Linked DNA regions of Mus musculus: all the other regions are linked to region 4. The links are chromatin loops, found by intact Hi-C in ENCODE. Cell type or tissue: heart. All regions are shown on one strand. Links, peaks and the distances in the headings refer to the core of each region. The heading gives the core; the rest is flanking DNA. Region 1 holds the start of Gm41308 (a long non-coding RNA gene). Region 2 overlaps Azin1 (antizyme inhibitor 1). Region 3 has its middle 28 kb from the start of Odf1. Region 4 holds the start of Rrm2b (ribonucleotide reductase M2 B (TP53 inducible)). Region 5 holds the start of Slc25a32 (solute carrier family 25, member 32).

Region 1 (6,069 bases), core at 543-5,542, 510 kb before region 4:
GAGGGCGCTGCGCCCGCGGGCTCGGGGCGGGGCCGGGCGCGCTTTTCTCCCCAGCAACAGGGGCCCCGCGGCGCTCGGGGGCGCGGCCTGGAGGCTTCCCCAGCCCCGCCCCTCCCCGCCCTGGTGCCCCAGGAGCGCCCTGCTGGGGCGTTGCCTGCCTCGCGGCGACCTCGCCCCTGCCGACTGGGGCACGGCAGGGCTGGGGACCACTCCCGTGCCTGCCCCTGGCGCAGCCTTCCCACCCGCTGGCCGGGCTGCATCTGGCTCGCACTTTGGAGCCGGATGGGGAGACGTGACCGCCGAGACTCAGGGCGCGCCAGGGACGGGTGGGGGAGGTTGAGCTTTGGGGCACCTGGGGCAGTTCGCGTTCCTCGGGGAGGGGAAACGGGCGCCCCAGCTCCCAGCTCTGCGTCCCCGCGTGCATTCTCCAAGAACGAGCTTAGCTTTTGGTTCCTCTTCCCGCTTCAGAGCCTTGCCTGGGATGGGGGCCAGGCCACAGGTCCTGCCCACAGTCACTAGACGAGTAAGAATTATTGCACTGGACTAGATGGACTTCATGCATTGCAGTAAATCTGACGGTGGGGGCTGAGTCCCTCAATTTCCTAATCTACAATTTGAGAACCTGAACTGTCCCGCCCATCCATCTACCCCGACCTGCAAATCCAAACACCGAGAGGTTTTCGGACCCGGGGCGAGGCGGGGGGGGGGGGGGGGGGTGCAATTGCCAGAATGCCTACCATCAGCTTCCAAGGAAGTCTAGCTATAACAAGGCATTTCCCAAGGACCTTGACAGTTCGCTTGCCCTCTACCCTCCCTGCCTCTCTCATCCCTCAGGGGAAAAAAAAACTACTGTGTGCTAGCTGCTTTTCAATCACAGGCTTTCTTGAGTTCAACACCAAACTCCTTGGGATTAGGGACCTATACCAGCAAAGCAAAAAGTCCCAAGACCTTAGAGCCAAAGGTCACTGAGTTGTCCTGTTTGTTTTAATACTGGCTGGTCCCAGTTCCAGCTTGGCCATTTGCTGCCCTCCTAGGGTTAGTGCCCTCCTAGGGCCTGTTTCTTAAGCTGACAAACGGAAACCACACTGCTTGGTTGTGACCAGATCTGGGGCACATGAGGAACTTTCTCCGTTTGCAGACCATGAGTCCTTTCAATATGTCAAGCAGTTCTTCCTGTAGTGCTTGAGCCTTCACACTTAGTAACCAGTGTCCTCTGCCTTGCAGCAGAGCAGCCTAATTAAGCCACATTTAAATACGGTGATATCTTTAGCCCAGTGGACAGGAAGTGGGGTAAACTCGGGGAAGCCTCTAAAATTTCAAAGTTACTAGTAAATCAGGATCAAGGGAAAATTGTCCAACCCTGTGCTGAACACTGATGGAGAATTTACCGCAAGATTCCCAGCTCCCACCCTCTGTACCTGGTGCCTAAGAATGCATGGGGGTGTGACTTGACTGCCATTGTCATAGGGGGTTAACCCCCCAGGGAGGTTCACAGTTTATCACCGCCAGAAGGCTATCTTAGGTGCCTTCCTGTTAGAACCTTTGGCTTCAGCAGCAGGGCGCATGCCTGGCAAAAACATAAGTCACGGGGAGTCCAAATGTTCCTGTCGGCCTCCTAGCTCCCATACCGTCTTACCAGAGATGAGGACTCCGAAGGCCAGGAGATCCAGCTCTAAGTTCCCGGCTGACACCGACTTGGTGGTGACTCACCTCAATCAGTGGGTCCGTGAGACCATATTTTCAGGAGGGAAGTCTCATGCCACACCTGTACAGTTTCCAAAGCACCTCTAAATAATTCCAAAGTGCTGTCAGTTGAGACCTGATGGTGTAGGTCAGTACAGTGACTGAAGGACAGAACAGGAAAAGTGTGAAGTATGGACTAAAAAGGATCGATCTGCGATCTGCACTCGGCGCCAAGTCATAAAAAGACATCCAAAGCTGAGGTTCCTGCAGCCGTGGCTGAGCAGGACGTGGGGTTCTTGGAAGGGACCCATCTGGGAATGCACGTGACTACCTGCCAGGGGCAGTGGGCAGACTGGAGTTTGCTCCAGGTCCTTCTGGGGCACCGTGGTGATTCTAAGTGCCACATCTATGCTGCTAGGCTGGAGCAGCTAATGCTCTGGGGTTCCGAGCAAAAGGGACTGCTTGCTGATTCTAAAATTTACCCTCCCGTTTCCTAGGGCGTTTAGGTGTTTGGAATGCCTTTCCTCCACCTGTCCACATTTCTACCAAAGCCCCCACCTTAACGCCAGCCCACCAGGGTTTCTGCGGCTGTGTTCCACACAGACCTCCGCCCCTTCCCATGACTACTTCGGGTGCAGGTTATCCTGTATGTGCATGCCTATGAAATCCTATTTCATCTTGCAGTATTGCCCTATCTGGGGTGGAAAGCCTTGCATTGAGGCTCCTCAAGTATCTTTAGAGCATTTGTCCCAGTTTAGGACAGGGTGGACACCACACAGACAATCCCTCCAGATCCACACCCTTTTCTGAGAATTCTCTGACCCCTGGCTGCATTTCCTGAGTGCCACAGGGCCTTGTGGCCAGCCATCATTGACAGGAAAGATCTGGAGCCAGGCTCTGAGCCAGCAAGTGGTGTCCACAGCCGCAGTGTGGCTTCCCTAGAGAGGGCTAGGGTAAGAGTGAGGCCAGGAAGGCACGGATCCAGTCCCCGGTGTGCTGCTGCTCTGCTCTTCCCAAACAGACCTTCAAGTCTAAAGACGGGACCAAACACCAGCGACCTTGGGTAACACCCCAGCCAGTGGACACCTAGGAACAGTTTTGTCCATCTGTCTCTGTGTGTGTCTTGGTCGCTCGCAGAAGGCTGCGCTGCAGGTGGCTCGAGCAGCTGCCAGCCATGCGGCTCCCCGCTGCAGTGCCCGCCCGCGCCCCAGCCTTTTCATGGGGGTTTTCCGGCTCCGGGCGCCCCAAAGCCACCCGGGCCGCGCACAGCTTTCTGATGAGTCAGCAGCAGCCGGGAGCCTCGAGCCGCTGCGGGCATCTGCTCCGTGACGCATCGTGAGTCACGGGCGCCCCGGCAGCCGCAGCCCGCCAGCTTCGCTGCAGCGCCGTCCCTACGGCGCCCACCGGGCCGGGCGCCCGCACCCGCACCGTGCATCTCCTTGGCTTCCCCGGCGCGGCCGGGCTCCAGGCTGACATCAGACGCTGGCCGCCAGGCCACCCTCTGAGTCAACAGTTTCCGAAGCGCAGCTTGCTGCCAGGGGCGGGGGAGAGCACAGCCTCCCGGGGAGGCGCGGTCCTCACCAGTCCGGCTGCGGCGGAGGGCGGAGGTGGGAGGTGGGTGGGGACTAACGGGGCCTTTACCAGAAGTCATGAGGCCGAGGGAGAAGGGAGGGCCAATGTCACCCCGCGGGGTAGCTGGGCGCCTTGGAAGCCCGCTGCCCCGGGCCACAAGCTGCAGCCCGCCCTGGGTGGCGAGGCTAGATCCGCCCCGAGGGCGGGAGGAGAGGAAAGGCGGGTCCTTGCTGGGAAAGGCCCCAGGCCAAGTTTCTAGAAGCAGGAAATGGACTGCCCTGGGAGACCTCTCTCAGCCCTTGGGTGCCAGGGGACCACTAAGGCTGAGACTTGGCCTCCAGCCCTTTGCTGGGGTCAGCTTTGAATAAGGCCTACTGCTGGGGGCCTGGCCTTGCTTGTTTAGGATCATACCAGAAGGGCTGGGGCCTCACTCACCTTACTCTCCGTGGGTTGCAGACCCTGTAGTCAACTGGGGAGGTAGGGAGGCACCCTTCCTCAGCTAAAGGAGATGAATGTACAAAGATAAATCGTTTCCAGGCCCTGGTATTAGCTGGCAGGTGGCTTTCCTGTTAATCGGGGCAGTAATGCTATGATTGAAAGGCACGAAAAAGAAGAGAAGAATTATGGGAATATGTAAAAAAAAAAAAAAAAATCACTGGAGGACTTAATTCTTCATCCCAAAGCAAGTTTCCAAAAGCTGAGGATGTGGCTTGGTGGTAGAGTGTTTGCCTACTGCAGGTCTAGTTCTTAGGAGTGTGTGTGTGTGTGTGTGTGTGTGTGTGTGTGTGTGTGTGTGTGTGGGGAGTGGGGGGATGGATTAAACTTTCCACTGAAGCCCTACATTTGTAGAATAATCTGGCCTTCCAATGGGTAGCAAGGCTAGGCATGTCTGGGTGCTTTGAGCTGCCTCCGCGTCTGCCCAGTAGCCAATCAGAGAGGCGGCTCTGTGTCTGGGAGGCACAAGGAAAGCAAAACATGAGCTCTGGGGACAGAAGATGATGCTTCGTGGTAGAATACTTACCCAGAAGGCACAAGGCCTAACTCTTCTCCAGCCAGAAATGGAACAGTCAAGGAAAAACCATAAGAAACATGCACCTTCTGGAAGCTTCTCTAACTCCAGCAGTTTTCCCTTACCAGGGCAAACAGGAAGGCAGGGTGAGGAGGAGCCAGGACACGGAGGACAGCAAATGTCTACAGGCGCTTGGTTTTCTCCCCTAGACCCGCGCCTCTAAGATCCATCTGGGACCGGGATGAGTAAGACTGTGGGCCCCAGCGGGAGTTCATGCTGAGCCGCTTTCCTGGATTTCACTTGCTGTTTTTCTCAGAGCCACCACTTAATTAATGGTGCCAGTCTGGGGAGGGAGGTGTCTGTGTCTCCCCTTGTAGGCAGGAGCAGGACAACAGCTGGGCTTTCAGAACCAGTCTGGATCTGTCCTGGCAAAACGTCATTGATGTCTTGACAGGGACTGTGTGAGCTTCCCCTTGCCCTGGGAGACTTTCACCTAGACTTCAGGCAGGGTGCACCTACTGCGTTTGGGCAGCCTTTTCCCCAGTGTGCTTTTCAAGGGTGGGCGGCTCATTTCTGACAATCCAATCTAGTTGGAAATAGCATTGAACTAGACTTCTAGGAAGTGTTCCCCCACCCCCCATCCCCTACCCACCCTCCTCATCCTCCTCCTCCTCCTCCTCCTCCTCCTCCTCCTCCTCCTTCTTCTTCTTTTTTCCTGAAGAAGACTTAAGAATGGCAGCTCTTGGGAAACAAAGGTGTCTAATTTGCTGATCTGGGACCAGACGTGACATCAGAGGAAGAAATAGTGTCCAGAGATGGTCTGGAAAGTGGGAGGGGTCAAGGCCCTAGGTCGCCCTTCAGGGAACATCGTGGGCTGGATCACTGAGGGTTCGCTTTGGATCAAGTGTAGGTGTAAGAAAGACTGCACAACTTGTAGCTTCTGCATTATCCAGGCTCAGAGCCCAAGCTCTTTGGAAGCAGCTTCTCCCACTTCTGCCTTGGGCCCAGCCCAGGTGACACTTACCTACTCTGTGTAGAGCTGTTTGCTCCAGTAAGTTTGAATGGCCCTGAGACCTCCACATGACTCCTAACATGCCTGGCTTGCCCTGCTGTGTTTCATGTTCCGAGAAGAAAGAACTTCATCTGTGCAGCTCACTCTTGCCGGGCCTCCTGGAGGAAGTGAGTTAGCTGCCAGCTCTGGCCCCCTCTTGCCTGCAATCTGCCCTTGGAAGCATTCTTTGTTTCTGACAGAGCTTCCTCTTTGCTGTGACTGCTTACAAGACAACCTTATCTGGGCCTTTGAACCCCACCAACTCTTCCTTGTCTGATCAAACAGCCCAGCATTTTCCACTTCACCGTTGACCACAGTGACCAATCAAATCAGAGAGCTAGATGCTTACCTATGTAGTTGGATCCAGGGCAGGGAGCCAGTGCAATGTGGCTGCACCTCACCGATACTCAGCCCTTCAGGAGCATAGTGAGCCTGGCCCGCTGAGCTCACTAGCTGTGGTAAAGGGCCAGTGTAAGTCTACATCTTGAAAATGAAGGGAGGGTGGGGGTGCTACTAAATTTTAATTATAAGATTCCTGGGGCTAGGTTGTAGCTAACTAGGAAATCATGGGTTCAGCATATGCAAGACCCCATCACCCCTATTATTATTATTATTACTATCATTAACAGTATTATTCTATAATACTGTTAATGATAGTAATAATAATGTAAAAGTGCAGTTGCTCGTATGCACAATAAAGGGCTTCTCAAGAACAAGTGTGTTAAGGCTGAGATAAACTATGAGATAACTGGCC
Region 2 (6,069 bases), core at 485-5,484, 530 kb before region 4:
AAAGGTATGTGCTCTTGGGTTCAGTCCTCAGCCTTTGGCAGGGGAAAAAAGGATAAAGTACTCAAAAAGTAATGAAAATTTTTCTGTTAAATGATTGTATTAATAAATCTTTTATAGAATGAAATGGCTTTAGTGCAAGAATTGGGTGTATCTCCAGAAAACATCATTTTCACAAGTCCTTGTAAGCAAGTGTCTCAGATAAAGTATGCAGCAAAAGTTGGAGTAAATATTATGACATGTGACAATGAGATTGAATTAAAGAAAATTGCAAGGAATCACCCAAATGCCAAGTAAGTGTATGCCGAAGTACTTGAAAATGTTGTTGCTACTTAGCATTAGTTTATCAAGCTATTGAACAGGAGCAATAATGGCAGAGTTGGTATGTATTTTAACTTATTTGGAATTTATGAGAAAGGTTGGCAGCATTTTACTTTCTGCCCACTTGTGATCATTTTTATGGAATTGAGATACAGCGATACATTCTGGGATATGACTTACTAGCTTAGCTCATGGAACAATTCCATGGTGTGATCATCAAATTATGGTCAAAGCTCTGTTTGTTCCTAAAAGTTTATGTATGTTCCTAGAAGCTTGTGTATCTTCTGCCGGATTCAGTCAGCCTGATTTCTCAACTGTGGATTCTCAGCCTTTGGGAGTCAAATGACCCTTTCACAGGGGTCTCCTAAGCCCACTGGAAAACACATATATTTACATCATATCATGATTTATAACAATTATGAAGTAGCAACAAAAATCATTTTATGGTTATGGGCACCACAACATGAGAAACTATGGAGCATTAGGAAGGTTGAAAGATAATGGTCTAACTTAGTGGCTTTAATGGTGTAAAGGCATTCATTACCCTGAAAACATTTGGATAAAGGTCTTGGGAAAATTACAAGAAACACTTGTTTTTCCTCAAAGAAATATGCTCAGTCTTCAGAAAACAGGCAAGGATTGGCTTCTTTGGCTCACTAGAAAATTCAAGGAAACTTTGGTAATTTTAAAGGCCCTTATTACTTTTTTTTTTTTTTTTTTTCTGGTTTTTTGAGACAGGGTTTCTCTGTGTAGCCCTGGCTGTCCTGGAACTCACTCTGTAGACCAGGCTGGCCTCGAACTCAGAAATCTGCCTGCCTCTGCCTCCCAGGTGCTGGGATTAAAGGCGTGCGCCACCATGCCCGGCCCCTTATTACTATTTTTATTGAAAGACATTGATGGCATTGCTGTTGAATTTTGGTAGATTCATGGACTGATGGACTTCATTTGGAAGTAATGTCATCTTTCGTTCCAGAGCCCAACTGATACTCATTCTGCTACAACAGAGTTTTTAACTTGCTGCATTTCCCATAATCCCATCCTTGCAAGCTTCATGCCTTAGGCCCTAATTGCTAGTTTTTTCTCTATACAGGATTGTTTTTCATTAGGTTCACTTGATTCATCCATCGCTGGATTTGGGAATACTGGCAACATAATCAACATACTTCCTACAGTCTTCAGGCTTCACATGTGCTGATGATGATGTAAACCAACTCTGCCCCAATCATCTTCCCCTTCTCTTAGGGTCTTACTACATATTGCAACAGAAGATAATATTGGAGGTGAAGATGGTAACATGAAGTTTGGCACTACACTGAAGAATTGTAGGCATCTTTTGGAATGTGCCAAGGAACTTGATGTCCAAATAATTGGGGTTAAGTGAGTATAATGTTTTTTTAGTACAGAAAAGAATAAAAAAAACATGTCTTTTCTTTTCTTTCTTTCTTTCCTTTTTTTTTTTTTTTTTAAGATAGGGTCTCACTATGTGGTCTTGGAGTTAGCTATGCAGCTGTGTAGATCAGGGTATCCTCAAACGCAGAAAGATCCACCTGCCTCTGCCTCCTGAATTATACTGTTATAAAAGTAAGGTTACATATTAGAGCCACAAAGTAATCCAGGATAATTGAATCTGTTGGCTTTGATTTTGCAGTGCTAGGCATTGAACTCAAGCCTTTGCTTTATCAAGCTATACTACATACCCATCTTCCTACACTATCTTTCCTTTTATTGATTTTCTTTGTTTTTTTTTAAACAGTCTTACTATATGGCTCTGGTTAGACTAAACCTGAGAGTCTGCTTTACTTCCAAGTGTTGGGATTGTTGATGCATTGTGTCATCATCATAATTTGAATGAGAGGAAATCCTCCCAAATTCTAATACTTTTTAAGATGATGTTCAACCTATAAATTGTACAGATCATGTTGATGTTTCTAATGTTGTTTTTTTGTTTTGTTTTTGTCTCTTAATCCCTCAATGGCACTTCAGTAAGTCAGACTTTGGAGCTAAGTATGGTGATGCCTATAATCCCAGCATTCAGGGATTAGAGATGAGGAAGATTATGAGTTTAAGGCCAGCTCTATCTACATGAGATCTTGTCTCCAAAAGCAGGGTGGGGGCGGTAGGCTTTATCTACCTACCTACCTACCTACCTTCCTTCCTTCCTTCCTTCCTTCCTTCCTTCCTTCCTTCCTTCCTTCCATGTGAAGAAACCAAGACACAATTGGGTGGTTTGGTGCTGGAGAGATGGCTCAGCGGGTAAGAGGACTGGCTGTTTTTTCAGAACTTCTGAGTTCAATTCGCAGCAACCACATGGTGGCTCTCAACCATCTTAATGTGATTTGATGCCCTCTTCTGGTGTACATGAAGATAGAGCACTCATGTATATTGATTTGGTTTGATTTGTTTAGGACAGGATCTTGCTCTCTAGAACTCTTAGATGATTCAGGGTTCAAATGAAGGCGTTTGTGATGTTATTTGATTGATGGTGCTTGTTACTTTGTTACATAAAAAAGTAAGTCATATTTTAATCCCTGAACTATGACAGTTCTGTGTTAGCTTTCTGTTGCTATGGAAAACAGGAAGGAAAGGGTTTTTGACTTATAGGTCCATCAAGGAAAGCTGAAATAGGGACTCAAGGCAAGAACCTGTATAGAGAAACTGAAGCAGAGACCACAGACCAGTGTCTCCTGGCTTGCTCTCTGTGGCTTGCTCAGCCTACCTTACACGGTCCATATAAGTGACATTATTCATACTGGGCTTGTTTCTCCCATTTCAATTAAAAGAATTGTGCCCCACAGATATGCGCATAGACCAATCTGATGGAGTCAATTTCTCACTTGAGGTTCCCTTTCCTAGGTAACTTTAGTTTATATGTCAAGTTCAGGAAAAAACCAAACCTAGCATGCTTTAATAATTGATGCCTGACTTAATAAAATGTACTTTTGTTTAGAGTTACACTATTTTTTGAACATTGCAGCATAACTTGGATAATTAGATTCTATTCTTTTTGGTTTTTCGAGACAGGGTTTCTCTGTATAGCCCTGGCTGTCCTGGAACTCACTTTGTAGACCAGGCTGGCCTCGAACTCAGAAATCCGCCTGCCTCTGCCTCCCGAGTGCTGGGATTAAAAGTGTGCGCCACCACGCCCGATTAGATACTCTTGTACCAAATATTTGTTAAAGTTAAAAAGTATATTCAATAATATCGTCATGCTGAGTGATAATTGAAAGGAATAACTGAAAGTGCTTCAAAGCCATGCTTCTTTCAATTACTACCTTATTTCTTTCAGATTTCATGTTTCAAGTGCTTGCAAAGAATATCAAGTATATGTACATGCCCTGTCTGATGCTCGATGTGTGTTTGACATGGCTGTAAGTTCTTTAATTATTCTCCTGTTTTCAACCAGGGTATTAATTCATTTCAGAATAGTTTTTAACTAGTATGAACTAATTGTTGCCTAAAATTAGTATAGTACACACATAATTTGAAAAGTTTTTTTTTTTAGATTTTGTATATATGTTTTGCTTGCATGTATGTATGTGCACCATGTTTTATACCTGGTGCCCACAGAGGTCAGCTCCTGGAACTGCTGTAAAGTTGAGAACTGAACGCAGGTCCTCTGCAAGTAGCAAGGGCTCTTAACCACTGAGCCATATTTTTAGTCCTGCAATCCTGCATACCTGATTTTTATCATTTTATTCATTTGTTTATTTTATGTTTTTCCAAGCAGAGTTTGTCTGTGTAGCCCTGGCTGGCCTCAAACTCAGAGAACTGCCCACCTCTGCCTCCCAGTCCTGGATTAAAGATGCTGGTCACCACACCTGGCTTTTTGATTTTTATACTAGAAAGATTAAAGCTTCCATACATTAATAGTTTCGGTGGGCAAAAGGATGAAGTAGAAATTTAATGTCTTAAAAAGAAAGCACAGGCAAAGTCAAGGAGATAAATCCATAACATTTAATCTCTTCCTGATAGTAAGAATCAAAGATGCTGAGTTTTGACAGCAGACATGTGCTAGTAACTTGAGTACTGAGAAAGCTGAGGCGAGAAGATAAGTTTGAGGACAGCCTACATAAAGACTGTCTGGGAGAAACGTGTACAGCTAGTCATAGAATAAGAAACAACAAAAAAAAAAAAAAAGTAAAAAAAAAAAATCAAAGTTATTGTTATTACTAAAAGTCAGAAATATTTACCTAACTAAGAAGATGAGATTTGTTTTTGTTTATTGTTTTTATATACATTGCAATTTGAAAAACTGAGGTTTTTTTGGTCTCTAGGGAGAGTTTGGCTTTACAATGAACATGTTAGACATCGGTGGAGGCTTCACAGGAACTGAAATTCAGTTGGAAGAGGTAAATTTTTTTTCAGGGGTTGACTATATTGGGATAATCTGCTTTCTTTGCTACATGGTATTTACCTAGATCAGAATTTTTATATAAGCATAAACTAAGGCCTCTAACATACCTGTCTTCAAATTGCTAAGAAAATAGACAGGAAACTAGACATAGTTACTTTGAACTAATATGAACACTACCAAATCACAAAGCCACTCACTTGTTGATTTGCTGATGTGCTAAGCACCAAATTCACTCTCATAAGCTAGGCAAATATTCAGCTACTGAGCTATACCCATAGCTCATAAAATGTATTGTTTTGAATTGTATTTTTTGTATTATATGTCTGTCACACATGAACTCCCAACTTAGTGACTACAATAGCAAGATGGATATCACTCCTGTCTCTATTCTGTGATGTCTAGAAGGGACCAATTGAAATTTTACTTTTCTGTTTGTACCAATTGAGTACAGTATTAGAATTGATTTTTTTTTTTTTTTTTTTAAATTAATGCTGTTGTGACTGTTACCAAATAACAGTAAAAGCTTGCTTAATTGAAAATCCCTGCTAGGTTGGAATTGAATAGTTTTCTTAGGGAACTTTTAGTGGTTTTTCAACATAGCATTCTATAATCCAGTATTGAAATTTAAATCTGTAATTTGAATCTCATAGGTTAATCATGTTATCAGTCCTCTGTTGGATATTTACTTCCCTGAAGGATCTGGCATTCAGATAATTTCAGAACCTGGAAGCTACTATGTATCTTCTGCGTTTACACTTGCAGTCAATATTATTGCTAAGAAAGTTGTTGAAAATGATAAATTTTCCTCTGGAGGTAAGTTATAAAGTGTATATCTCATGTTTTAGATACAACCACACCACCTTGTGGTTTTTTAAAAGCTTGTATTTTGTTACATTCCTCTTGTATTGGATGGAGAATCTACCTCTTACTTTACTAGAGCGTCAGACCAATTCTTCAAGTCTACCCTCAAGTCAAACCAACAGAAATTGGCCTGTGTCATTGTAGAAATAATGGCTTACATTAATAAAATCAATTATAATTTTCATTATGGAATAATCTTCTATAGAAAAGTTGTCTTTCTCACTACTGTTTTTTTCTGATTTCCCTTTTTCCTTAGGATTCAGTCCAGGACCCCATTGCGTGTGGGTTTTTTCTCCTTTTCATTGTTTACTTTGATAGTTTTGAAGAGTAGGCTGTTTTGAGTTGATTCTTCATCTTGGTGGGGTGGGGTTCAGGAATTCCACCAGAGTTTTGGAATATTCTTATCAAATTAGGAAACACATAATAATAGTCTGTTCTAATATTGGTGGTTGTTATATTTGGGCTTGGGCTATGGGTACTTGACAAGTTTTGTATTATGGGGTTTGTTTTAAGATTTTGAATCTTGTGTGTAAGTT
Region 3 (6,069 bases), core at 433-5,432, 290 kb before region 4:
TTCTTCATTTTAATATGGAAAGCGCATGCTAATGTGAAAGGATATGCTAATGAGAAGATATGCTAATATAAAGAATATGCTAATATAAAATGATATGCTAATATGATCACATATGCTAATATGAAAGCAAAGGCTAATGAGAAGCTATGCTAATATGAAAGATATGCTAGTGCAAAATGATATGCTAATGTGAACACATACGCTAATATGAAATGATATGCTAATGTGAAATGATGTGCTACTATGAAAGCATATGCCAATATGAGAGCATATGCTAATATGAAAAGCATATGTTAATGTGAAGATGGGGGCAGTGACTTTGACTGCATTGGACCATTTCCCTGTAACTGGTGACTTTTTGGAGAGAGGACAGGCCCTTGTGCTGTAGCCCAGACTGTCCTGAAACTCATTATTTAGCACAGGGTGGCCTCAGACTCCCTAAAACCCTCCTACCTCAGCCTCAAAAATACTGAGATTCCAAGTGTGAGCCTCCGTGCTCAGCTGACATTCAGAATTGTAAACTGTGCCCCACACCTTCCCTAGTCTTGTACCGTCCCTCAGATTAAGTCGGGATTTTTCTTTCCTCCACACTCTTCCCATCTGTGCTATTGTTCATGTTGTTCAGAGTTCATACTGAACTAAATTGAGTGACACCTCCTCCAGGAAGCCCTCACTGGCTCTCCAGATGAAAGTGAGTTTTCATCCTGTAAACTCTCAAGTACTTTAATCATTTGATGGAAATCTTTGGGGAGGGTTCTGAAGAGAAGAAAAGAAATTGATATTTACTGTGAGACTACTTTGTATCTGGCGTAACAAGGCTTTCTTCCAAGCTTCTTCATCTAGTTTTCTAAGCATTTATGATTCCACCATAAAGCATTCCTTGAGAGTAGGATTCAGAGGTGGTATTCCGTGTAGTTCTTCAAAGGCATGGCCTAGCTCAGTTCATCCAAGGAAATGATTGATGAGCCTCTCTGACACATAAGGATTTATGCGTGGTGCTGGCCGGAGCAAGGCAAGCAGGACAGGGTCTTAGCTCTCCAGGCATGACCTCAAAACTCTCAGTGGACATAATAAAAAGGTGAGAAGAGAAGGCTTACTGGAGGACGGATAATGAGTGTGTATCTGATTAGGTGTGGTTTGATGCCTACCTACAAGATAAAATTATACACAGTACTGATTTGCATCTTATCTAAGGCAGTAGCCTTTCCCATGTGCCATGCCAGAGTTACAAAGGCCTCCCATTCAGTGTCTTTCTAGAATTGTACCGCTCGGTGCTGCAAACAACAGATACACATGCACTTCTAAATAAGAAAGAGACAATTAAATAAAAACAAATTTCTTCCTTCCTTCCTTCCTTCTTTCTGTTCTTCTTTTCTTCCAAGATAAGGTCTTCCTATGTAGCCAAGATTGACCTCTGGCTCACCTTGTAAACTTAGCTGGCCTTGAACTTATGATCCTCATGTCTCAGTGTCTTACGTGCCGTCACTTAGCTGCAGTAGTCAACAATAGCAAAAAGTAGGCACTGGAAAGTCTCCAGAGCTGGGAGAGGTTTATGGTCACCGCATACGGCAACTACGTTGGATGGCACAGACTGGGGTGGCTTCATAGGAATGGTCCTGATTGACGTGTCTGAATGCTTGACAATAAACGAGGGGTACTGTTAGGAGGTGTGGCCTTGTTGGCAGAAGTGTGTCTCTGTGGAGGCAGGCTTTGAGGTCATATATACTCAAGCTACATCCAGTGTGGGCCACAATGCCCTTTTGATACCTGTGGATCAAGATGTAGAACTCTCGGCTCTTCCCAAGCATCATACCTGCCTGGACGCTGCCGTGCTGCCCACCAAGACGATAAGGAACTAAATCTCTGAAACTGTAAACCAGCCCCAAACACATTTTTCTTTGGAAGAGTTGCCTTGGTCATGGTGTCTCTTCACAGCAGTAAGACCCTAAGACACAGATTGTTTCTGTCACTGTAACAAATTCCATTTCATGGTGGCCTTCAAAATAAGCATGGTGGCTCACACATCTAATATGAATACTCTGGAGGCTGAGGCAGGAGAATCACTGGGAGTTCCTAGCTTACTTGGACTACAAAGAACAAAACAAAAGCAACCAAGCAAAATACACTAACTACAGTTGTTGTAGCCGTTTCCATGAGAAGTATGTAGGGGGTGGCCTGTGGAAGGATTTAGATAGCTGGGGACAATATTCCTTCTGCTCTCAACGGGACCCATCCCTCTCTTGCACAGTGACCTCCTTCCCTAACCAAGGCCTCCTGGGTTCTTTCTTGAACCAGAGGTTGGGGTGCAGATAACCTGCCTGCTGTCTGTCCCCGGGTGTTGCAGCACACCTCCCGTTCGCCAGCGTGGTGCCTGGCCCGAAGGAGACCTGGGCTCACCGCTAGGGGGTGATGGAGCCCTCCTTTAAATTCTAAATAAAGCCAGAGAGGCTGAGAGCTCCCAGGTCTCTCTTTGCTCCATCCCCCACAGCGTCAAAAACAACACAAGAAACATTCAAGAAGGAAAGCAAACCATGCAGACAGCATTGCCTCTCCAGATAGCAGGGTTTGCACCCATTTCCAGGTAGGGTGAACCAAAAAACCAAAAAAATCAAAGCAGAACTCCCACCGCAAAGGTGAGAAATGGCGCCTCTGTTATAGTCTGTTCTGCATTACTCTGCATTAAAATACTCCTCTAATAATGGGCCCGCTATTCTCTAGGAGGCATTTGACAAAACAAAACAAAAACCTGCGGCCTTTTCTAACTCCACTTGACAGTCTCTTTTTTATTGTATTTGTCACATGCTTTAAGGTCTAAATTAAGAAATAGAAATGCAGTCACGGGGGCTGGTGAGATGGCTCAGTGGGTAGGAGCACCCGACTGCTCCTCCAAAGGTCCAGAGTTCAAATCCCAGCAACCACATGGTGGCTCACAACCACCCGTAACGAGATCTGACCCCCTCTTCTGGAGTGTCTGAAGACAGCTACAGTGTACTTACATATAATAAATAAATAAATAAATCTAAAAAAAAAAAAAAAAAAAAAGAAATGCAGTCACTGGCTTACTTCTTGACAATTAGCATGGCTTCCTGCTCTCGGAAGCCCTCTGCGTTCCCGCACAGTGGTGCCCCCTAGTGGCGGAGCCACTGCCTGCGCTATGACAGCTCCTTTACCCCTTTGGCAATGCTTTATCGGAATCAAAAATGTCCCCATTTTCCTTGGATCTCTCAGATCTTTCCGTTCACTGCTCGATGCATTCGGTTTATCTCGTCTTCAAAAACTAAAATATTCCGTGTGTCTTCATATCGAGCCAGGAATGGTGGTGGTTCATTTAAAAAAAATCAAAAAACAAAACAAACAAAAAAACTCGCCGGGCCGTGCTGGCGCACCCTTTTAATCCCAGCACTTGGGAGGCAGAGGCAGGCGGATTTCTGAGTTCGAGGCCAGCCTGGTCTACAGAGTGAGTTCCAGGACAGCCAGGACTACACAGAGAAACCCTGTCTCGAAAAAAATAAAATAAAATAAAATAAAAAAACAAAAAACTCTTCCTGTCTCTATGAGGGCCTGCCTGGACACAGGCAATCCGAGTCCTGTCTTACCTTTCCCCTCGCACCTCTCTGTCTTATACCACACTCTGCTTCTATGTGCAGGGAGAAGGTGATGATGGGTGATAGGTGGGCAGAAAAGGCCTTGCTTGAATCCTATGGTTCTGGCTTGCTTGGCAGACACACTACCTAACCCCTCTGGCCCCTGGTAGAAAGGAGGCACTCTCAGGCACTCTTGCCTGTTGGAAATGGGGCTGTTTGAAAGCAGCGCCATTCTCCTACAGTGCAGGCCCTCAGAGCATTCCCTGAAAGCTTCCTTGGCCTGCTGATGTGCTGACAAGGGAGTGTTTCAGATTGCCACTAGCCACTTCTACCAGAGTCCTCCTTGCATGAGGGCTATGGGCAGACGTGGTTCCTTGGTCTTTCAGCCACATGTGTGTCACCGCTCCAGCTTGAAACAAACAAACAAACAAAAAACAACAACAATGTCCTGGGGAATTCAGGTCCTTTTGCTTGAGTGGCAAATGCTTCATTGACTATGCCCCACCCTCTCAGAGTTTTACCAAGTTCTCTTCTGCTAGTCCCCCGCTTTATCCTAGGCTGTTGCTTACAGTCTTAGTTTTGTGTGATTATGAAATGAATTATACCTCACCCCATCTCACATATTCAAATCCAAACTCCTAATATTTCAAAATATAACTGGTTTTGAAGATAAGCTCTACCCCCACCCCACCCCTGCTCTTTGAGACAAGATCTCATGTAGCCCAGGTTGTCCTGGAATTCCCTGCCAAGCTGAGCCTGGCCTTGAATTATTTATTATTTTTTATTTAAAAAGTGTTTATTATTTTATGTATGTGGATGTTTTGCCTGCATACATTTCTGTGTAGCACCTATGTGTAATGGTCTGGGAGGCCAGAAGAAGGCACGAGATAACCTGGGACCAGAATTACAGAAAAGTAATTCATGTACTTTTAGCCTCTGCTTCTGTCCCAGACTCCCTCCCAAAACTAATGTCAAGTTGTCTTGTGGACTGCGGTCATCTAGAAATCCTCCTGAAGAGAATCTACTCCCAAGCTCACTCTGTGGCTGTCATTGGTGGCCCCTACTGATGGGTGGGTAGAGGTGATGTCAATTCCTCACCATTGAGTGTCTCCATGGGGCAATTCTTGGTGGGGTGGCTGACTTCACAGTGAGCAAGGAACGGATGGGCTCAGTGGAACACAGCCTTTAAAATTTTTATTCCTTATTTATTTTATGAGATGAGTATGGACTTGTGCATGCTGGGAAAATACTACCGAGCTACAGAACCAACCACAGCCCAATCTTCTTATAACCCAGCCATGACATTTGGGGTATTCCATTCAGTAGAGGCAAATCAAGAGGCTCAGCCTACACACGAGGGGAGGGAACTGCACACACACACCCATGCCCGTTCGTGCACACACAACTTTTAGACAACTCTGATCCCTGGGTGCTGGCCAGAGGGGCTCCCCAGCAGAGCAGTCTAGCATCCTTCTTAGGGGCTCCTTAGCTTGCTTAGCGCTAAGCTTAGTTTTGACATCTTCAATCAAAACAGAGGATTAAGAAGGAGCCTGTAACATTCCATTGCACTAGCAAGAGAGAAGAAAGAGTGTGGGCTCACAGCTTGACAGATTTGGCAGGGAAAAGATAACAGGATGTCTCAATGGCTCTGTTTTCCAGTGAACCAGGAATTGTGGTTGCTAGCTAGAATTGAGTCATCGAGGGTGTGGCAAAGATTGCAAACTGAAACACAAAGCCACATTTCCTGGGGTTCCTTTTCCAGTTTATAGAGTGGCCCGGCCAGGAACTACATTTCCCAGAATTCCTCAAACCTGGGGCACCACGTGAGTAGTTCTTGCCAATAGGGTAGGGGAGAAGCAAACCAAGGCATTTCCTAGGCAGGGAGCCTAGCAAGAGGCTTCTCTTTCTGAGCATAAAGCATTTCGAGACTCCAGGAAGGAGTCACAAGATTAAAAGGCACCTGGACCACAGAAAGACAACAATTAGGAAGACCTGCTCTGGGTTTGTGCATGAGCAAGGAACACGAATTATTTCTCAAGCCACTGAAAATATAGTTTGATGACGGCAACAGGTAGGGGTTACCATAACAATCCGACCTCATGGGCTCGAAACTTGACAAATAGCACACGACTGTCAATGAGTGGACACAGGGCAGCTGGTAGTGGGCCCGGCCTGAAGAGTCTCCCTGACCTTGGCAGGACACTGGATGGTGGTGACCCATTATATAGTTCCATTGCCCGGGTTGGGCAGAGCTGCCTAACTGTGACCCCAGAATCTTAATACGACCCCAAGAGAAAGGTACCCTGAAAATGGCTGAAATCGTTCTTACTGCCACACTCTCACAACTGGGTTTGAAATAAATGACTGTGGCTCGGTAGGAATGCCGACAGCAGCATTTATTTGTACTTGTTGAAGATTACGCTAGTCTCCAACTCTCCACCCTGACAAGTCAATAGGATGTTAGTCTCAGAATTAAGGGTGCTGC
Region 4 (6,069 bases), core at 534-5,533:
TGCTTCAGTATAATAGCTTGACTAAAACATTCCATATACTCTGAAAGAAGGCAGTAGTGTAGAACATAAATACATGATTTAGAATGTGTGAAACGCTGAGTTTAAGACCCAGTATACCCAAAGCTGTGTCCTAAAAGGTCTTTAATCTGAAATACACAGATGAAGAAGTTCAAAGACAATTTTGTGGATTTGGTTCTCCTGCCTTATGTGAGTTCCAGGGAGCAAACTCAAGCCACAATCTTGGTCACCTAACATTTTTGAATTAATGAATTGTGATGACCAACGTTAACTTAGGACTATGTTCACTTCCTTTGTCTGGTGGTTATCCTGGATGTGCCAGTGCCTAAAATATTTCTGTGGGAAAATGTTCTTCATACAGTTCTTGAAACTAAAGCAGACAGTCTGTATTATTGACTGCTGATTCATTTGAGCTAAGTGCTTTATTCAATATGGCTTTGACAATGTCACAGCTACAACAGCAAATACAAGGCTGAGCCACACTTCTAGACTGAAGCACAATCAGCTGTCCAGTTTAGAACGGAACTCTTCTGCCTACTAAGAATCCATTGCCAAAGGCTTTGTTGATTCCCTAGCTACCTGTATGTTTTTAAACCTGTAGTTAATATCACTCATTTACTGATTTAATATCCTTCACAGCTGCTCACTGGTGAAGGCATTTACACAGATGCCCCCCACTTTTTAATAGACTTATTCTATCTATATTGGTGTTTTGCCTGTATGTATGTATGTATGTATGTATGTATGTACGTATGTTATATGTATGTCTGTACTGCATGTATGCAGTGCCCATGGAGCACAGAAGAGTGTGTTAGGTCCCTTGGAACTAAGTTACAGAAGGTTGTTAGCCTCCAAGTGGGAGCTGGGAATTGAACCTAGAAAGAGCAGTTGGTGCTCTTAACAGCTGAGCCATCTCTCCCACCCTAGGAAGATGATGTTTAAAACTATTAACTCATTCTTTCTTGTATTCCCATTGCCTTATGTGATGCTTGCACTCTTCTGCACACAGCCTATTCAAATTGGCTCTAATCTCTACACTTCCAAATATGTAACCCTCCTCTCCACTGGAGGTCTTTCTGAATGGGCTAAAGAATCAAGGTCAGGGTAGAAGAGAAGCCACGATACTAGGAAAGCCAACTCTCAGTGAAGCTAAGCAAGAGGAGTGATTTCTGTCTTGTCTGCTTCTGAAATCAAAATGGCATTTGTTTATGACCACTGCTTATAGCTTAGTCTTTGGTTACTTTTGTACTTCAGTCTCTCAGGGGCTGAGAAGTGATGGAAAATAAAAAGTTGATTTATCTTGGTCTCTTGGACTACTGTGAGTAACATCAGCACCAAGGACAGAGGTCCCCACTGCTTCAAATTTGGGGTGATTAGCTGCTTTTGCAGAAGATACAAGTTTCCAAGTACCCTGTATCTCCAGCTCCAAGGCATTCAGTACCCTTTTCTGAACTCCATAGTTACCTACACACACAGAGATATAATATTCATATACTTTAAAAACATTTTTAAAGTCGTCTCCTTGCTTTAGTGTAGGTCCAAACAGGTTCTTCCAGGTACTAGAGGGAAAGTGCTGTCCAGTATCCACACTCAGCTGAGTGGAGGGTTGGGAGATACTGTCTGCCCTGTGAGAAGACCACGTGGAACTCTTCAGCAAGCTGAAGAGACCTAATTGAACAGAGCTGTGAAAGTTGTAAGAAATCAATACAAATGGAGCATCAGGAAAGCACTGAAGGAATGCATCTCCATGTCTGTGCTCTGAGAAGGGAGGGTTACTTGGGATTCCTCATATTACTTACTTGAGGAAGCAGACTGGAATTCTGTGCCACGCTAAGCATTCATTTCCTTCCAAAATAACACATTTCAGGGACTATTAAGCAGGTCGCCTTATCTGCATCTAAATGCTCTTCCGTGCCTTCATGCAGAATTACTCTTAAAAAATGCTTTGAGATGTATTGTTTTGATGACTTTGAATGAATGAATCCTTGTTTGTAGTTTATTTGCTATGCAATCTTTGGTAAGTTATCTTTTGTGAGAATGACTTTCCTCCCAGAAAACTTTATAATATATAAAAAGTTTTTACTCAGCATTTGATCATATTGCTCCAAGAAAGATAACTCGCTTCAGGTTAATTAAGCTTTAGAGCTTAAAGCAAAATTTCTATCCTGCTTTCTATTTTAGAGGCTAACCACCAAGCAGTTGCCAGATGTTGAAGTCATAACAAGGCTCTTTCCAGAATCTACTGAAAATCTCTTACTTCTTTTTCACGTTTTTGGTTTTTGGCTTTGAGACTGGATCTTCCCATCTAGCCCAAGACGACCTTGGTTTCACGATCCTCCTGCTCCTATCCAAGATGCTGGGATCAGAGGTGTTCAATACCATACTCAACTCTTCTTTCACCATATTATTATTTAATTTGTATATCTTATTTGTGTTTGTATACAAGAAGGGGTAGTGCTGGGGATTGAACCCAAGGCCTTGTACATCATCACCTAATGAGCTACAGTCCCATCCCGCTCATTATATTTTTCTGTCGTACTACCATATATGTACCATATGCTGAAAACATAGAAGCAATTCAACCAAGAGTATTGCCACCATCATTATTCACTGTCTTTGGCCCTTGCAATACAAAAGTGTTGAATCTCTTTACAACTTTAACCTTTGCTTTGAAAAGTATCCGTAGCAAGGATATTGGAGTCTACCGTATTTTGGTTGCTTAATCTTGGCTATTTATCTTCGGGTTCAGTTTAATCTGGAACATGAAAATTGCAGTATCGACTACAGGGAAATATCTCAAAGATTAATTCACATAAAGGGCTTAGCAGAATAGAACCTATCAGGTTGTGAAAGTTCAATAAATATTACTCAGTTAAACAATCACAAAGACTTCAAGGTATTTCCCAGGATTTAGCTATTTTTCCTACTCATTCTCAAGCTCCATTCACGCACACACTTTCCCCCTCCAGTTTCTCCTTTTGGTTGCTGAAATACAAGAGTTCCTTTCTCCTTGGAGTTTTTAACAGTGTCGACCTCCCACCCTGCTTTCCACATCCCATCCAGTGGGCAGCTCTACAGCCACTCTGGCAGTCTCTTGGACTGACTGGGTGCAACCTACCGTGTCGCTGGGGCACCACGAGGGCTAGGGAATGTCCCGGCGTGCCAGTCACCTCGTGTACCAGGTAGTCTGGCACAAGTAGGCAGACTGCAAATTCCAGTAGACGCTCTAGAATTCAGAGCAGATGACAGGCTGGGCAACAGCGCGGAAGCTGGGGGAGCAAGAGTGGGCGGGGTCATGCGACGCTAAAGAACAGGCTTGAAGTGCTCTGGTACTGCGGACTGAACTTACGCAGCCGTCGCCGGAGTGGGGACCCTGCTCAGTGAAGAGAAGCGGGCCAGCCGAGGAAGCAGAGTTCGGCGGCGAGGGGCGGGGCCAGCTGAGGTAGGCGGATCTCTGGCGGGGCGGGCCGGGGCCGGCTGAGGTAGGCGGATCTCTGAGACGCTGGGTGGAGCCGGCTGAGGTAGGCGGATCTCTAGGCAGTGGGGCGGGGCCGGCAGGAAAGGCGGATCTTTCAGGCGCCGAGAGTAGCGTGCCTGGGCGGAGCCACCGCAGAGAAGGCCCCTCAATGGGCCGGCTAGAACCCAGGACCGGCGCGGCAAGGCGTGCCCGGAGCAGGAGGAGGTTCGCACAGGACGATCTGATCCTACTAGGATTTGGTCGGCCGCGCTCAGTTCCTCAGCTCGGGTGGCTCTGGTGGAGTCTGCGCGATGGGCGACCCGGAAAGGCCGGAAGCGGCCAGGCCGGAGAAGGGTGAGGTAAATGTCGCAGTCGCTTCATCCTCCACCCCTGGGTCACGCCCGGACTTTAGGTTGCTGCGAGTCAGTCGCAGGTCCGCTGTAGAGTAGTATTTTATTCGTCGCCGTCAGAAACACTGTGCAGGCCGAAAGGAAGCGCCCTCACCTCAGGCTAGTGTTGGGGAGTCGGGAAGGGCGAGCATGGACGCTGTGCTGCTCTGCTCAGGGCGGAGCAGGAACACTCAGGTCCCGGCTGAGGAAGTCTCCGTGTCCCCTTGTTCTCCAACCTCTGCTCTCCAGTCTTTCTTTTCTTGTCGGGAGCCCTGGCGGGTGAAAAAGGGCTGTGACGGATCTACGCAAGAGAGGTGAACCATCAGATGCAGTTGAGGAACTCGTGTGGAAACTGATGCAGGTGGATGAGGGGAGGAGATGACAGGTGAAGGGAGGACGAGAAACCCTTACAACGAATAAAAGACTGGGAGACCAGTTTTCCTCACACCGAACTTCTAACTGAATCTTCGGGGTGTCTCTTCATTTCAGTAGTGGAAGTGTTTCTTCCTTCACAAAGAATGAAGTGCTTTATGCAAAGTGTTTAATAAATCTAAAATTAACCCGTGCTAGCAGAAAGAAGTATGTAATAAGAGCAAACAAAAATTATACGGCTTTATAGTAATGTAAGTTGTTACTGTGTAATTCCAACTCCACATTTTGGAGACAAATATTCTAAACCATCTGGAATACAAGTAATACTTTTTTTTTTTTTTTTTTTTTTTTTTTTGGTATGTGAGCCTGTTTCTCTTTGTGGTGTCTTGAAGTTAATACTGTGGCAAGTTGGAAGGGGCCATAAAAGTTTGAGCCCACATATATTCATGCTTATACTGGCATTTCTAGACAAAGATGGAGGTTCTAAGTTGATTTTTATTCTGTAATCGTTTAATAATAAATTATGTCTATCCCTTAATTTTCCCCTTGAAACAAAGATACTCAGCACCAATTTCTCCTTTCCGGCAATATTTAGACTTCTCTGGTTTGCCAATGACACCAGGAATCATTCTGGCTTAACACCTGAAAGTTAACTTTTAAAAAAAAAAATTACTTTTAATTCATAAAGACAGAGCAAAGGTTTAGACCTAGAATAAATTTTAGTGAGTACTTTTTTTTTTTTTTTTTTTTTTAACGAATCCAAGAGTTTTTGAGATTCGGGATATCGTAAGCACTTTGTTTTTTAGTTTTTTATTTTTATTTTGGATATGATAGGGCAGTGCGGGCTATTTGTATCAGAAGCATGTGGAGTGATTAATAAAAACTAAATTACCAAGCCTACAACCTGCCTTTGTAACAGGCACTTCAGGTGATCTTAGCACAGTTGATTTAAGGGCCATCTTAAAGGGAAATAAATGAGGTTTATTAGTCTCCTAACATGTAGATTTTTTTCCGATATTCGAACACTTAAGCCAGAATGGCGTTCCTAAGACTCATTACTAGAACTAGGTTCAACTTTCCAAGTTGTTGCTTCTAGTACAGTGTTCCACCAGCTTTTTCAGATTTGTTGATTGATACAGGAATGAAATGGTACACACACACACACACACACACACACACACACACACACATACATAGTTGCAGCTGCATGCACATAAGTGAAAGAGACACAATAGACAACCACATTGGAGGCATGGAGAATGGCAGTCTAGGTTAAACCACTTCAGGTGCTTACTGGGGAATCATAAGCTAGGTTTTGTCTCAGATGACCAGAAACTAAGACAAAACTAAATGCACAAGTTTGGAAAAGATGGTGGAGTCTTGCTCAGGATTACCTACTCCCCAGCTTTATCTCAGGTTCTCATCACCTCACCTTGGTGCAGCTACAACTTAGTTGTCTCTCTCCTTTCAGTCTTCCCTGCCATCCAGTTTTGTTTACCATTGGCAAGTGTATCTTTCATTAATTTAGTGATTTGTTGTTACTTCCCATACTAATTCTACAAGAAAAAAAATTTTTTTCTCAAGGTCTCAATTCTCAATAAAAAAATAATAAGGCCCACTAGAAAAGCCCAGGTGTTTTTTATTCCAGTTTTCACATCTTAGTGCTCTAGTGTACTCATTTCCATTTCTGAAATTCATACAGTATATATTAGCAAAATCTTGTTTCTTTTTCTAATTCTTCCTGTATAGAATATCTGTCTTCCAGTTGCCACCTTTATTCATGTTAATTCCCATTCAGAAACTTCCTGATTCTCTATCCATAGGAATCATTTT
Region 5 (6,069 bases), core at 627-5,626, 1.2 Mb before region 4:
CACATATAGAGCAGAGGACTGCTGGGTCTGGACTCAGTCAGAGAAGATGCACCTAACACTGCAGAGGCTTGGGCCCCAGGGAGTAGGGAGGTCTGATGGGGTTGGGGTGGAGCAGCGACATCCTCTTGCAGAGGAGGCAGGGTGTGGGATGTTGGAGGGTGGGCTGGGAGGGGGATGAAGTCTGGACTGTAAAAAAAGATTAAAGAATAAAAAACAAAAACACACCTGTCTCAAAAACAAATAAAAGGGGGAAAAGAACTTGGAATAGATTATATACTTTATTTTCTTTTAAAAGTCAAAAGAGAAAGCATGCTATTTAATATTCATAACTACAGAAAAGCTTAACAATTTCAGAAACAATTCATAGTTAGGTCATTCTTAGAACTTTGCCATAATTAAGTCAAGGTACTTCTGCTACAACAAATGTTTTTACAATCTTACCTTTCCTTCTATAAATCACTATACCACACAACAGATGTAGGCTGTAATATACTACACTATTCTAAAGGCAGAAGCCAGTCCCCCCTTGTCAACACTATTCTTCCCCGGAAACACAACATACGGCTGAAATGAGGCTGTAAGTTCATTAGATATCACATAAACAGGTATTAGAGGGCCATGTTTGTCTGTAAACAGGGTCCACTATGTATCCCTGGCTGGCCTGGAACTCACTATGTAGACCAGGCTAGGCTGGAACTCAGAGATCTGTCTGCCTCTGTCTCTGGAGTACTGGAATTAAAGGCTTGAACCACCAAGCTTGGTTCAGTTGGGTTGTTTGTTTGTTTGTTTTTAAAGATAGAAAATCCACACTGATGTTCTAACTGTATCCCTGTATTGTAATGTAGCATCTAAACACCTACTTGTAGAGGTAGAGAACTAAGTTCAAGCCCCCTTATGGTCTTCTATAATTCAGTCTCGCTGTCTCATCAGCTTCGGGTACTTCCTGGAGCTCAGCTCAAGCACCTTCACTCCCTGTCACCTAACCCACCTTGCATTTCCTCCTATGCAGCAGCCTTTCTAGCAGGACTTAACCTTCACCCACATCTACCCAAACCTCACACCCCTTGAAAATATTCATTTTATCTTCTAAATCATAATCGCTGTATCCACTTCCAACTTCCCTCATCTAGTCACACAGAAGCAACTAACACTAGTGCAGCACCTGCCATACATCATAAGCGCTGGGTATGATAGCTTAAAACTCATATAAAACCACATATATTTGTGTAAGGTGCTCTTACACATTAACTAGACACATCAGAACTATCGAGGATATTTCAACAATAAAGCTTCACCAGTACTTACCCAGAATTTAAATCCTGCAGAAAACTTACAAGGAAATAACACTAAATAAAATATAACAGATGTGTTTCTTGCTTTATATTTTAAAGCACTCCAAAAATTTTATTTTCTGTTTTGCTATTATATTTCTATTATAAAAATAAAAATAGCCGGGTGGTGGTGGCGGCGCACGCCTTTAGTCCCAGCACTTGGGAGGCGGAGGCAGGTGGATTTCTGAGTTCCGAGGCCAGCTTGGTCTACAAAGTGAGTTCCAGGACAGCCAGGGCTATACAGAGAAACCCTGTCTCGAGAAAAACGAAAAAACAAAAACAAAACAACACAAATAAATAAATAAATAAAAATAGGGAGATACTGTTGAAAAAAGATGTTACTATAAAGTAGAGTTGTATCTCCTAGCATAAGATTCTGTGTCCCAGCTGTCACCCATTCATTCATTCATTCCGATACTTACAAAGTAGCTATTTATGTGAGTTATTGTCTAAACACTGCATATAGGAATAGGATTCTTTCCTCTCTTTTCAAGCTGATAGGAAAGCCTGCTAATCAGCATGAACCATGAGATAATGTGATAAGCACTGACAAATCCAAACAATGTGTACTGAAAACACAGAAGAGGACACTGATGCGCAGGATGGAGGGCACTTGTAGGGATAAGTATGTAAAGATACGTACATAAGTATAGCTCCAAGACAAAGCCTGAAATGCACCCACATTGGCAAGGGTAACGTAAGCCACTGTCTTAGTTAGGGTTTTACTGCTGTGAGCAGACACCACGACCAAGGCAACTCTTATAAGGACAACATTTAGTTGGGGCTGGCTTACAGGTTCAGAGGTTCAGTCCATTATCATCAAGGTGAGAACATGGTAAAATCTAGGCAGGCATGGTGCAGGAGGAGCTGAGAGTTGTTCTACAGCTTCATCTGAAGGCTGCTAGGAGAATACTTTCTGCTAGGCAGCTAGGACTAGGGTATTAAAGCTCTCACCCACAGTGACACACCTACTCCAACAAGGCCACTCCCTGGGCCAAGCACTATAAACCATGACAGCTCCATCCAGCAATGCACTGTTTGGTGAAAGTGGAAGAAAAAAAAAAGTAATGAGGTTCAAAGATTCAAAATAATTAACGTCAAACTCTGGGGACAAATCTACTTTTCATTTAAGAAATATTACCAAAAAAAAAAAAAAGAAAAGAAATTATTACCATGTAAAACACCTTGGGAGCTGGGGGGGGGGGCCATATACCACACGTTAGCAATGCTAGGGGGAGGAGAGAGAACCTTTAGTAACGCAGACAGGGTTTCTCTCTGTAGCCCCGGCTGTCCTGGAACTCACTCTGTAGACCAGGCTGGCCTTGAACTCAGAAATCCGCCTGCCTCTGCCTCCCAAGTGCTGGGATTAAAGGCGTGTATACGTAACTACTTCCCACTAGAGGAAAATTCTCACAAAGGACGTAGAGGTATGTGCCATCTGCAGTTCTGATCCTCACCAGCCCCGTGTGGACGCAGCCGCCTAGGCGGAGAGGGAAACCGAGACCAGAGCGCTGGCCTCCCGCCCCTTTTACTGCTCGAAAGCTGGCCAGACCCAAAGAATCCGGGAGGAGGCCCCTTCCTCTGTTCCAGTTCCTCTCACCTCTTTGTATGTCCAGCTTGGTTTCGCGGACATAGTTGTCAGGGTTTCGGCTCAGCATTTTCACCTTCATCTTGGCGGCTCTGGGTGTCGGACTCCACGAGCCTTTAAACCGGGCTCGACTTACCGGGGCCAGCACGCAGACACACTACTTCCGCCTTCCGCGGGCTTCCTGTCACGTGGCTCCGCAGAGTGGCAGCCGGATGGCTCAGCTGGACCTCGCGGCGTTCCGTAGTCTCTCCGGCTAGGAGCTGGAGGGGGCGGTCCTTCAGCTGTCGCTCGCGTCTTGACCCGAGGGCGAGCGCGCGCAGCTGTGGGCGGGGCCAGGCCTGCTGGGCGGGGCTAAGCAAGCTCCGCTCTGAGGTTTCTCCTACTCCCCGCTTTGCCGCGGGTGTGACTTGCCTGCAGCAGCGTCCCGGGCTCCGGTCCCGGAAGTGGGCTCGCGTCCTGCGGTTCCAGGCCCCGGGCCGCGACAGTCGCCACGGTGGCGGCCACTACATCACGCCCCACGTCGGCGGCGCTGGACGCCGTAGTGTCGACGAACCCGGAGCCCATGACAGGCCAGGGCCAGTCGGCTGCCGGGTCGGCGGCGTGGAGCGCGGTGTTCCGCCACGTCCGGTACGAGAACCTGGTGGCTGGCGTGAGTGGCGGGGTCTTGTCCAACCTGGCGCTGCACCCGCTCGACCTCGTGAAGATCCGCTTCGCTGGTAAGAGCCTGCCCACGTCCCGGGCGGCTTCCCTTGCTGCCAGCCCCAGCGAAGCACTTACACGCAGAAGAGACATTAGTCTCCCCAGACTCTACTACAAGGGGGAGAGCCCCTAAGATGATGCTGTGCACCCTGCGTTACCTGGAGCTAGGATTTAGGAAGGGGACCCCGGCTTTCCCTGTGTCTCCTAACCATAAAGGATAGGGAAAGTGGGTGAAGTTTGAGAGAAAGGAGGTTGTCACATTTGACCCTCATGTTCACGAGTCATTCACTCTTTGGGGTAATTTGAAGTCTTAGGGCAGCCACGTGTTTGGCTGTATAAAGTCAGACGAAAGTACAAGTGTGTGAGCCGGTGCTTTGTCACCTTCGGAGAGTAAGGTCATAGTTTGGGATTAAAATATTCACTAAAGTTTCTTTAGTTTGCAGTATTTAAAAATATGCATTGTCTGGTGAAGGAAGGAGGAGCTTCTACACTCTAAATAACTGTATTAAAGTGTGAATTAAGTATATGGAAATTAGCACGGCATTTTAGGAATTAATACCAAGTTGCATTACATAGGTGAGCCTTGGTAACTATTTAGAAACCATTTCTGTTATTTCATTTATTACAAACTAAATTTTTCCAGAAAATCAAATCTTTAGAGATGGATTTAGTAGAGCATTCTAATTTTATTCGATTTACTTGATGTATGTGTCTTAATGTTGAACAGTGGAGTCGAACTAAGAAGTACCAACAGTTTCTTATCGTTAGGAAACTTAAAAATGTAATTACCCTAAGATATATAAAAGGATTCTACACAACATGAAATCAGTTGCTAAGTAGAATAAATTCAAATACAAAATAAGAGCACAAATAGGCTATATAAAAAGACTATATAAGGAAAGCTGGGGCTGGAGAGATGACTTAGCCTTTCCACAGGACCCACATTGAGTTCTCAGCACCCACTTTGAGCAGGTGGCTCCCAACTGTCTATAATTCTGGCTTCAAGGAAACCTAACATCTCTGGACTCTGCCAGCACATGCACATACCCACCCAGGGGCACATATGAAATATGAAATGATAAAGTAAATATTAAAAAAATAAACATAGGTGGCTTGTATGTATCTGTAAAGGTTCCATATTAAAGTCCTCAACAGGATTAATATTTTGACAGCTAGAGGAGACAAGACATTCCGTGGTGGAGAATGTGTGGTACCTGTGGAGTGTATTCTAGAAAAGACACCGCAGAGAAATAATTCCATGGAGTTTGATATGCAACTATAAATAATTGTTATAATAGTTGCAAACATTGATAACTAACTTTGATTGAATGTATAATAGGCATTTATTATGACCTTTATGAAGCTGATAATGGTAGGGGTTGAGTAAGTTGTCCAAGTCACAAGATGGTAAATAGCAATCTGAGGTTTGGGTTCAGCACTTTCACTCTGAAACTACCCTGCACTTACCCTCTCCCCGTAGCACCTCTAAGTCCCTGCTAACAGTGACTTGAATGTGAATAGATAGTCTTGGACTTCTTGAGATGAAGGTCTGTGGCTTGGTGTCCCTCTGACACAGCTTTCTCTAGGAGCAGAAGATGAGGCGCTGAAACTGAGGGTTGGCCAGGTTGGGATTTGGACAGTGCTACAGAGCTGACTAGTTTGAGGAAAGGCAGTTCTTGGTACCTGAGAAGATTCATTACCTTAGCGTGAGAAGAGTATTGGAAACTTGTAGGGTAGATAAAGTGGTTAGTTACAGAATAAGGGATTAAGGGTAGATAGTAACTCCTAGTTGAAGTCCTTCCCACAGCAGAGCAAGCGTGTGTAGTGGTAAAGCCGGCAGTTTGACTGAATGGCGAAAGGAAGAACTGAGGAAGATGAACAGTGAAAGGTTGTGTCGGTGTTTTAGTTAGGGTTTCTATTGCTGAGATAACACACCATGACGAAAGCACCCTGGGAAGGAAAGGGTTCATTCCTTATAGCTTTCTCATCCATCATCCAAGGAAGTCAGGGCAGAAACTCAAGGCAGCAGCCTGGAGGAGGAGCTGATGCAGAGACTGGAGGAGTGCTGCTTACTGGCTTACTCCTCATGGCTTGCTCACCTGCTTCTTGTGTAACTAAGACTTCTTGCAGCGGGGGTAGAATTGGGGGCGGCATCCCCACCTCCACACTGTGGGCTGGGCTCATCCCTACTAGTAGTCAAGAAAATGTTCTAAACTTGCCTGCAGGCCATCTGGATGAAGGCACTTTCTCAACTGAGGTTCCTCTTCCCAAATAACTCTAGCTGTGCTGAGCTGACATAAACCAATACAGTCATCAATAGGCATCAGTACTGAATAATGCCGACATTTTGTGCTTCCATATAATTAAGCCCACTTATTAAAATTACTGTCTAGCAATGGTGAGGAAGGCTAATCCTGAATGCATATGCTGTAAAACCAAACAATTCATTGA

What was found. A loop is a pair of places that touch in the nucleus more often than their neighbours do. Peaks named below come from ENCODE experiments on the same cell type or tissue, not always from the same donor. Only the 100,000 strongest peaks of a DNase experiment are listed, where the experiment ranks them.
Region 1: a loop joins it to region 4, with 2.0 times the contacts of the local background. A loop is called at or near these places in 3 of 42 quality-filtered maps.
Region 2: it touches region 4 in a loop (4-fold over the local background); 6 of 42 quality-filtered maps call a loop at or near these places.
Region 3: a loop joins it to region 4, with 4 times the contacts of the local background. A loop is called at or near these places in 2 of 42 quality-filtered maps.
Region 5: a loop joins it to region 4, with 3 times the contacts of the local background. A loop is called at or near these places in 3 of 42 quality-filtered maps.

What each region holds. Positions count from the first base shown.
Region 1 is chr15:38,467,867-38,473,935 of GRCm38, reverse strand. It overlaps Gm41308 (a long non-coding RNA gene), which reads right to left and starts at 708. Exons shown (of 2, transcript XR_001781662.1): 1 at 1-708. In heart, for the core only: a CTCF peak has its summit at 3,175; DNase peaks (open chromatin) are centred at 1,075, 2,615, 3,345, 5,455 and 3 weaker places; H3K4me3 peaks cover 2,592 bases; H3K27ac peaks cover 4,829 bases.
Region 2 is chr15:38,492,890-38,498,958 of GRCm38, reverse strand. It overlaps Azin1 (antizyme inhibitor 1), which reads left to right. Exons shown (of 12, transcript NM_018745.5): 5 at 118-290; 6 at 1,561-1,695; 7 at 3,605-3,686; 8 at 4,593-4,667; 9 at 5,323-5,485. Among named protein-coding and RNA genes, the nearest start is that of Mir6951, 5.4 kb to the right of the region's middle. In heart, for the core only: a CTCF peak has its summit at 2,675 (motif pointing left); no DNase peak of the experiment used is centred there.
Region 3 is chr15:38,244,355-38,250,423 of GRCm38, reverse strand. No RefSeq gene overlaps it. Among named protein-coding and RNA genes, the nearest start is that of Odf1, 28 kb to the right of the region's middle. In heart, for the core only: CTCF peaks have their summits at 2,399, 2,931 and 3,131 (motif pointing left); DNase peaks (open chromatin) are centred at 2,403, 3,153 and 5,363; H3K4me3 peaks cover 4 bases; H3K27ac peaks cover 12 bases.
Region 4 is chr15:37,958,609-37,964,677 of GRCm38, reverse strand. Rrm2b (ribonucleotide reductase M2 B (TP53 inducible)) reads left to right here and starts at 3,623. Exons shown (of 9, transcript NM_199476.1): 1 at 3,623-3,834. The coding sequence starts at 3,787. Gm49085 (a long non-coding RNA gene) reads right to left here and starts at 3,520. Exons shown (of 2, transcript XR_003951596.1): 1 at 3,137-3,520. In heart, for the core only: no CTCF peak of the experiment used is centred there; a DNase peak (open chromatin) is centred at 3,637; H3K4me3 peaks cover 1,951 bases; H3K27ac peaks cover 1,587 bases.
Region 5 is chr15:39,109,914-39,115,982 of GRCm38, reverse strand. It overlaps Slc25a32 (solute carrier family 25, member 32), which reads left to right and starts at 3,267. Exons shown (of 7, transcript NM_172402.3): 1 at 3,267-3,635. The coding sequence starts at 3,482. Dcaf13 (DDB1 and CUL4 associated factor 13) reads right to left here and starts at 3,109. Exons shown (of 11, transcript NM_198606.2): 1 at 2,932-3,109. The coding sequence starts at 3,001. In heart, for the core only: no CTCF peak of the experiment used is centred there; a DNase peak (open chromatin) is centred at 3,202; H3K4me3 peaks cover 2,098 bases; H3K27ac peaks cover 1,342 bases.